2 separate regions of the Homo sapiens genome follow, and region 1 is linked to region 2. Evidence: chromatin contacts called from ENCODE Hi-C or POLR2A ChIA-PET data. All regions are on one chromosome and are shown on one strand. The core of a region is the stretch at or near the end of the contact, and the rest is flanking DNA. Distances in the headings are between cores, read along the strand shown.

What was found. A loop is a pair of places that touch in the nucleus more often than their neighbours do. ChIA-PET counts read pairs that join two places held with the same protein, here RNA polymerase II (POLR2A). Pooled maps may share reads with other maps.
Region 1: a loop to region 2 is called in a pooled map, with 5 times the contacts of the local background. The contact joins the enhancer-like site here to the promoter of ZNF770 in region 2. A Hi-C loop is called at or near these places in 2 of 50 pooled maps. POLR2A ChIA-PET finds 5 or more read pairs at or near these places in 2 of 52 experiments (A549 and Caco-2).

What each region holds. Positions count from the first base shown.
Region 1 is chr15:37,012,002-37,016,763 of GRCh38, reverse strand. The region is part of intron 8 of MEIS2 (Meis homeobox 2); the gene reads left to right. Among named protein-coding and RNA genes, the nearest start is that of MIR8063, 41 kb to the right of the region's middle. Within about 2 kb of position 1,568, at least 8 of the 41 ENCODE cell types and tissues checked have a DNase peak (open chromatin) inside an H3K27ac peak, as active enhancers do.
Region 2 is chr15:34,985,366-34,989,821 of GRCh38, reverse strand. ZNF770 (zinc finger protein 770) reads left to right here and starts at 1,535. Exons shown (of 3, transcript NM_014106.4): 1 at 1,535-1,706; 2 at 2,149-2,265. It overlaps LOC105370764 (a long non-coding RNA gene), which reads right to left and starts at 1,464. Exons shown (of 5, transcript NR_188212.1): 1 at 1,338-1,464; 2 at 12-137. RefSeq lists enhancers at 1,351-1,440, 2,847-2,896, 2,977-3,036, 4,020-4,456.

The sequences.
Region 1 (4,762 bases), core at 319-2,818, 2.0 Mb before region 2:
TCCTAAGCTGTACACAGACTTCATTTTAAATTAATGTGTAGCTGTTTTATAATGTGTAGCTGTTTTAAGTATAAGTGACTTAGTTAAAGGCAAAAGTTCCTATTATATGCATAATAGTAGGAATTTCTTTTTTCTTTCTGTCAAACACAATCCCAGGGTACTCTACTCTCTAAGAACATCTTGGGCCCTGGGTTCTGGCAGACGTTTCTTATTCTTACTTCACTGATCCCTTTTCGAGCTGCTGGAGGGACTTTTTTTTAAGTTGCTACCGTTGATACAGTTGCTATTAATCACCGTCTGCCATGTTGTGACGCAGGTTTAATAACATCTCATTGAGTGGCTCTCGCAAACTGGAGGCTTACCAACAGCACTAGCCTTTGATATTCGACTCACACCAGGAAAAAGAAAATGTAGAGTTAAAAAAAAAAAACACTGCAAATAGAAAAAAGAACAAAAACTGGAGAAAACAGAGTGAAATCAAAAACAGATAGCTTTCTGTGTGCAGCTTAGTTTGCCATGGGAGCAGTGAAGCTATAAATCTCAGCAGTGTTGTTTGAAAACTGAACATGAGGCTGCTAAATTTATCATTCATTCTTTGTTGTTTCAGGGAGGGGAAGAGCTAGCTGACTTGGCTAACTTTGGATTCTGCCCCCTCCCATCAGTAACGTTTCATTTTTCTCCAAATAAAATCAAAATTTGTTTTTTCCTGGATCAAAGAATACTGGGTGATTTTTACCAATGGTTGGGGAAAGAAGGGGGAAAGGAGGACTGGCTTTGAGTCATCCATGTGCTGTGGGAGTGTGTGATTTCTTCCACTTCATAAATGTGGGGACAGGATGGTTTTCTTTCGTTATAGAAAGAAAGGATATACACATCTCCTACTATATACTTTAAAAATCCATATGTAGAATGTAAAAGCATGGAGAAAGTTCACCACCACGAGGATATCTAGAGCCTCGTGAAGCTGCAAAATTCCCTCCTTTTGTTTGCACTGGTGCTCTATGTTGCACTGCACAGGGGGAAAAAAAAGGTAGAAAGCAAGCCTGCTACAGATGTGACTAGCTATGAATATTCATGAGTGCCATTGCTCCTCCTTTCCTAGAGCATCCAGGCCTTTCTGATCTTCCTCTTGCACAGCTCCCAGATGCTCCCCCTGCCACCCACCCCACACTTCCCCCACCTCAAATCTGCCCTCCCTGACCAACCCTGGAACAAGACTGCAGTTTATTTCGATAACATCCTGGCATGATACAGTGATCGGTGGCCTTAGAAGTGTGTTTGTGTGTGTGTGTGCATGTGTGTGTGTGTGGATATACTCCTGCACCAAAACAAAGGGGGAAAAGAAAAAAAATGTAATTATCTACAGTTTTATGAATTCAACTCCCCTTAATGTTCATTATTTAAACCAGCAGCAATTACAAGTTCAAAGGGGTTTAGAGGGCCAGCAACCCGCATAATCACTGCCAAATTAAGCGGGACTCATTCGTCACAGGAGAGTACACCCTGAGCAGTGAATCATGCATGCCGTGACAGGCTCTGATTTACATAAAGCAGAAATCTGTGCCCTCTGGGGCTGCACGTTACTTCTTCTCAGTAGCCCTGTGATACGTGAATTTTCTTTTGGTATTAGGAAGCTGATACTGCCTCCGACATGGCATAGCGTTCCGCTAAATATTGACAATAGCTTTTCACTTTAGTGTATACTTGAGCTCAAGTCACATGTTGGGCCACAATGTCAGTGCAATTCTGATTCTGGGAAAGAAAAGAATTTGTTTCCCCTAAAGTTTCTGAATTAAGTACTTTTATGATTAAAAAGAATGAGAGTTTGGTGGTACAGTTGTGTTTCCTTTTATCCCAATCTGTTCAGGTCCATAGTTAAAAATCTATGGTGCTGATAAGGAGCAAAAAAAAAAAAAAACCCTTAGACCTATGACCTAAGTGCCTGAAGGGAGTGATCCGTTGAGGAATGCCCCCTAAGGCCCTTTCCTGTTTGGCATTTAGAGAACTTTTGAGTGTTACCTAGTGACAGTTGGAGACGATAATTGAAGTAACCTGTGCTCTGAAGCTGGACTTTGTGTTACCAAACTTGAGAGGACTTCTGATTGGATGGTCCAGGAAACCTGCCTGAGTGCCGTCATCAGCCATTGAAATCTCTTGGGTCTAAACAATAAAAAATTCCAGAATTAAGTTCAAATCAAAATGCATTTGGTTTAGGATGATTGTGTCAGACACCAAAACAACATATGTAGATTTTTATCCCCCATTCTTAGATGTTCTCTCTTGTCTCTTTAGGCAAACCTTGGCACTATTTTATCAGTTGTTTTCTCTCTTTTGGGAAGAGCTCATTTTTCCATTTGTGGCTCAATCATCTTGGTGTTATGATGTCATTTCCCCACACAGTCATTCTCTTTTCTCAGATATAGTACTGCATCCACACTTAGGATTGGAAGCATTTGGGCTTTGAGAATTAGTTTGGCAATTTGGGAGATAATCGACCCTTGTTTTTGTGCTGACTTTGAAGTGCAGATAAAGGTCTTGTGGTTTTGTGTCTTGTAACTGGGTCTACGCTTCACATATATCTAAGCAGTGGGTTTAAGAAGTTCTTTGCAATAGATCACAGTAGTTTGTGAAGCAATGTGACAAAATGGACCCAAAGCACCCTTAAACAGGCTTCCTGGTGTTCTGCTATTGTTAACATTCTACCACCACCACTCAAAGCCTCCAAAATTTCATCTTGCCATTAAGTCTCTAGATACTTTGTTTCCCTGGGTTCTTGCCCATATCTTCCTCCCTGAGATTCTTCACCAAGTGGAGATTTTGTATGCTCAAGTGTGAAGTTACAGAAATGTTGTCTCTACTGTCACAAGTATACTGTAAGGTGGCCTGCTTATACTGGAAAGAGGAGTAAGCCAGGAATATCAGTCCCAGGTTAGTCCAGTTAAGAAACCAGGTTAAATGGACAAGTTGTTTCACCTCTCTGAGCTTCAGTTTCTTCAGTTGTAAAATGGGTATAGTCATTTCTATTTTGCTTAACCCAGAAGTTGTTATAAGGAGTGGTAGTTGTTAATTTTATTTCATTGCCAAAGCTCTGAATTCATTGAGCTGTTTGAGTTCCTCCTAGAATATATATATGTATTATATATATATGTAATATATTAGCAATATTATATATATATATAATTTTTTTTTTTGAGTTGGAGTTTTGCTCTTGTTGCCCAGGCTGGAGTACAAAGGCGTGACCTCGGCTGACTGCAATCTCTGCCTCCTGGGTTCAAGTGATTCTCCTGCCTCAGTCTCTGGAGTAGCTGGGATTACAGGCGCCCACCACCATGCCCAGCTAATTTTTTGTATGTTTAGTAGAGACGGGGTTTCACCATGTTGGTCAGGCTAGTCTTGAACTTCTGACTTCAGGTGATCCATCCACCTCGGCCTCCTAAAGTGCTGGGATTACAGGTGTGAGCCACGGTGCCTGGCCTTAAAATCATCTTTTTTCCTCTCCTCTCTTCTGCTCTTCTGTGTTCCTCAGAAGTAAGATCCTTTCTCTCTCGTTTCTTCAGGCCTTATTCTCACATCCAGGCTGAGCTTTGCTGTAAGGTGCCATCTGGCACTCTCAGTGGAAGGATTCTCCTGGACTCCATGAAATCTTCCAAGCCAGTTTCCTTTCTCTCATCACTACCTCTAGAGTCCTAGGGAAGAAGAATCAACATTTTGACTTGCGTTCTTGTGTGGTCCCCTCCTCCAGAACTCATCCTTCTTTTTTTCTGTTTAAATAATTTCATGCCTTTTAAAACCCAAATACTGTCAAGCTTTTAGGGTCACTGAGATTGAAATATGCATTTGCAGGAGGTAAACATTGGTAGACAAATTTATATACTGTAATATATACCTAAAGTGCCAAAAAAAGCCACATTGAAAAAATATTATTCTAACCTTTCATATGTACACCTGAAAAATATAGTCAATGACTTGCAAATCCAAATTAGATTTATAGTAAATTATTTAAAGATATTCTAATAAAGAATTTAATGTAATTGAATTTGTACACATTAGGGCAATCTTAACTAGCATGCTGGCAAAAATGGCCATATAGTAGTACCCTAGGTAGCATATTGATATTACAAATATATGTAAAATAGGCCGTATATAGATGCACACACATGCATGTATACACACAAACAAGCAAAGTGTGGTAAGGTAGAACCTATGCAAAATAGGGGAAGAATTGTAACATTTTCTCAGTGAAATTCATGGGACCTTTTTGTGGGCACACGTCACCTGTGGACTACTTTGTAACAGGCCTATGAATAGGATGCATGATTAGATTCTGAGGTTCAGTTAGTGATAAAAACGGAAGCATGCTTTCTTTGCAAACAAATAGTGCATCTCTTCATTCACTTCTTTCTTAGCAATCTATGGTTTCTAACATGGCCATACCACTGGGAAAGGACTGAGGAACAAGGAGATGTTTTAATGATCAAATTTCACCTGCTTTGGTCCAGCCTCTATAAAATCTTGCTGCTATATTGAACCAAAGTACCCATCAATGTTCCTTTTATTGGACATGCTTCATATATTGTGATGAGATTATATGCATCCGTAGAGGTTGTTAGGAAAAACTTAACATGCCACTGATGTGCAATGAAGGAAAGTTAATTGTGTTGATGCCACAAAACTGCATCAATGAGTAGATCCCTCTGTCAGGAGTGTTAATCTGTCTTGAATAAAAACTGCTACACAGGTTTGTAACCAATAGCCTAAGGTA
Region 2 (4,456 bases), core at 286-2,785:
ACGAATCTCACCCTCCAGTGGTCCCCAATTTCAGGTAGTGTTTTCTCATGATATGGATGTATCTCCTAAGGCTGATGTGGCTGATGATGGATGCAATTGTTTGCATTATTTGGCTGAGTTAAGTTTCCCAGGAGTAGCTGCAGAATGGAGCAGATTTACAAGGGTTATCCGGACAAACAGCATCCCCACTTTGGGACTAGCATTTAGGACACCAGAAGTCTTTCCTTTCCCTTCTCCACCCCTGCTTCTGTTGGAAGCAGACTTCAACCCCTCCCAAATCTGACTCCTTCAGGGTTCCTACATGAGAAGCAAAAGCTCATTTCCTATTCGCCATTTCCTCATGCTAACACATCCAAAACAGAGAATTTTTGTTGGCTCAGCTGCTTTAATTTTTTTGGTAGAGGAAAATATATCAACATTAGAAACCATTGATTTTTGTTGCTGATGGTCCTTAGAAAGTAATGCAAAAAGTTGCTTAGAGTTAAAAAAGTATGCCTGATAATCTGCTTTCATTTCCTCCTTTCTCAAGGTGATACAATTACAATCAGAACCTGCAAAAAATCCACAGTAAATTCTTCTCTAATGCCTTTTGCACTTAAAATCTTTAGTAGATACCTTAGCATCTTATTCAGTAATAACATGCCAACTTAGTCTGTAACTAAATATTTGGTCTTCAATTGTGACTACATAAAATGCTGAAATATCTATAACTTGGGAAGCAGCAGTTATAAATGCAGGTCTGGTATTAGACAACCTGTGTTCAAATCGCACCTCTATCGTTTATTAACTGTGTGACATTAAGTTCCTTAACGTCTCTGATAGCCTCATTTTCCTCATCTTAAAATGGGATCCTATCATTTCATAAAGTTGTATTCTATATGAGTAATTAATAATGATAATAGTTCTTTGAAGGCCTACTACACTAGGAATTATGTTGAGCACTTCACACTCATTTTATCTAATTGTGAGAACAGGGCTTCGTACACTGTAGACAACCAAAACATACTGAATGATTGAGGCGGGGCTAATGAGGTCCGCAGCTGGCACGCCATTAGAGGAGTCGCGAGTGGAGCTCAGTCATGTCTGCCCACAAAGCGCCTGCGCTTGACCTCTACGTTATATTTACTTTGGCAATGTACAAAGTGGTGAGGACAGTCCTAGCCCGGAGGGCCCCTAACACATTGTCGTCTTCTTATCCTCGGCCCTCTGCGTTAGAGAGGGCTGCCCCGAATCGGCTTTGAACGCTGACTCGCCCTTTTCCAGTCGGCCCTTGAGCCCACTAGTCAGGGCTACAGCGTTTTCCTAACCGAGGTTCAGAGGTGAGATGGAAAATGTACCCGTCTTTATTCTGTTCTCTCCCCTGCAATGACAGGGTGAATGGCGGTGGGGTTGGGGGCACGTCTCCAGAGTCCCAGTCCGCTCGGGACCCGCGGACCGCCCGGAGGCGACAACGGCCCTGAAATTGGGGGGAGCTTGTTTCCAGCCGGACTGTGTCCCTGGGCGCGCCAGAGCGCCGCGCCTGCGCGCTCAGCCCGTTGCCGCGCCGGCCCTGCGGACGTGCGCGCGCTGCCTTCGCGGCACCTGGGCCTGAGGTGCGTGCCTCCCGGGCCCTCGCCAGCTCCAGATGCGTGAGGAGGACTTCAGAAACCCGACTGAGAAGTGGAGCGACCCCCAGGGAGGGTCGGACCTGCCTCAATACCGCCAAGGTGCCTGGGGACCCAAGAACGGGGGCTCCACAACCTCAGTTCCTGAGCTCCTTTTGCTTTCTCACTTCCCCACCTATTGAGTGCGTCTCACGCGGAGCAGAAATTTGAGAGGAAGGCGTAGAGGGATTTTTTTTTGTTGTTGCTGTGGGTTGTATCACATGTGGCGTTTTCATCCTGGCTGCAGCCAAAGCAGTTTTTACCCTTACCCTTCCTTTCCTGGCGTGGGATTTTGTGGTTTCTGGACTCGGCTCGACCATTACGTGCTTATTATTGGTTGTGGGCCTTTAGAACGAGGACTGTGTGTCAGTGTCCTTTGTCCAGTGTAGTCCACTGGGAGGGAGAGGTGAGGGTTCAAGGCCAAGAGAATGGGCCCGGGGCGAGTGGGGCAGAAGCAGCCGCCGGAGATTATTCCCCAACTGAAAGTTGTGTGTGTTTCTCTTAGGTCTTTCATTTCTTGTTCGCTTACTTTCGTGAAATCCTCACATCGTTTTAATGGTACTAGTCAAGACAAGAAAATCAACAGGCTTTCAGCCTTGAGGCAACATTGGATATTATTGAGGTCAGTTTTTACAGTTTTTACAGTCTTCACGTAGAGTATCTTGTTCTTGTCAGGATAAATTCTGGATTGAACCACTGAGCAGATCTACTATTCTTTTATTTCAGTTTAAGATAAGAAAAATTACAGTCTTTTTTATTTTTATGTTATCAACAAAAATCGGTTGAAATGGGATTTGGAGCTCCATGAGTGCGTGAGGTGAGGATCCCTAACCTGACTCTCATAAACAGGAGATAGGATCACCACTTGCCACTAATGGTTCTAACAATCTAGGGCTCCCAGTAAGTGCTTTTCCACGTGGTGGGAGGCAAGTGACAACAGTTATCCAATCTTAGTGCTAACAATGGATGATTAACCGTAGCTCCTTTTTGGTACAGGAGCTGTAGGTAGCCAATCCCTGTTTTAATCAGAGGTAGTTGTGGTGTGTGATTTTTTTCTTTTAGGCGTGTTCCACGAAAGCATTTATTAAAGGGAAGAAGAAACATACAAAAGGAATTGAATCTGGCTTTATACCAAAATCCTGTGTGATCATTCAGTCCTGACATTGGACAATTACCAGGCTTTGCCTGACTGGCCTCAAGGGCCAAGCTGTCCTCCCACACCATACTCGATATGGGCCGGTGCATTGCAGTTTTCTGGAGGGGGTTGCAGTCAAGGACTTGCCCTGCCCCTCCTGCTAGATATGCAAATCCCATAACTTCTTTCCTAGCCTGGGTACCTCCATTTGGAGGCCCTCCTAGGAAGGACCGTGGCTAAGACACTTTTCTCCATTTTTGACCCAGCTTCTTTCACTCCTAGACCTTCCCCTCCCTTTCCTATTCTGAAGTTCCATAAGAGGCAGGAGATTTTTGTTAGGGGCTCCTTTCAGTGAGAGGATTACCTCATATGCACTGCATCAACTGACCCTCACCCAGTGTCCTTGTATTTAGTAGACCACTGGGGAGCCAGTGCCTCTTTTTACCACTTGCTTGCACTGTCACAGTAAGTGAATAAAGGCTTGATTACTTTTGGTTTGACTCATTGTCCTGATTGACTACCTTGGCACCTAATTGCTGCCAAGTTCTTTGCAGTTCACTGGATTCATGACTTAATTTTAATTATCATGACTGTTGCTCTGTATCGGCATGTTTAGAGACTTTGGAGCTTGTTCACCTCTAATTTCTCTAATTCAAGCTACTGAAAATGCATATTCATAGCACCAAGAGTTGATTGTTGGTTAACATTGATATCTGGGTTATATGATATATTTTACTACTATACTGGCTTACAGTCAGATTGTTTTATTTTGCGTGGATTTATGTGGCATTTTCCATTTGGCCTGTAATTAGATGATTTTTATTTAAAATAAATATTTTGGAATAATATGGGTCAAGTGAAGAAAACCAGACACTTGCTTTCTTTAGTAATCTTGTCTCATACTATGGGCCCCTATCTTTCTCACCTTAATAGATCACTTGGCCACTTTGAATAAAGTGGTCGATTTGTTGTAGGTTCCTTTGTCTAGTATGAAGAGGCATGTTAAGAACAGCTTTCATAAACTTTTTTACTTCTTCCTACAGAAGTTTCACAAAACAATATTTATCCTTGCTATATAGTATGCAGTCTGATACTTTCTACTATTATTTATCCCCTATTTTTATTTATGTATTTATTTTTAAATTTTTTTTGAGAGTCTTGCTCTGTCTCCCAGGCTGGAGTGTGGTGGTGCAATCTTGGCGGCTCACTGCAACCTCCGTCTCCTGGGTTCAAGCAATTCTCCTGACTCAGCCTCCCAAGTAGCTGAAATTACAGGCATGTACCACCACACTCAGCTAATTTTTGTATTTTTAGTAGAGACAGGGTTTCACCATGTTGGCCAGGCTAGCCTCGAACTCCTGACCTCAGGTGATCCCCTGCCTCGGCCTCACAAAGTGCTGGGATTACAGGCATGAGCCACTATGCCAGCCTCCGCTCTTATTTTAAATAACAAAGTGCTGATCATGATCTGCTAAGTTGAATTCACAATCCATTAATGAGTAATATCCTGCAGTTTGAAAAACACTGTGATAAAGTAACTAAAGATATTTGTTCAGTAATTTTTTTTTTCTGTTTCTGATTCACATTGCTAAAGAACCACAGTGGGTATGTTTGTGATTTGGGGTTGAAGGTATCTTCTAGGAGAAAATAGTAACACCGTGTTTGTTGGATGTTTGCC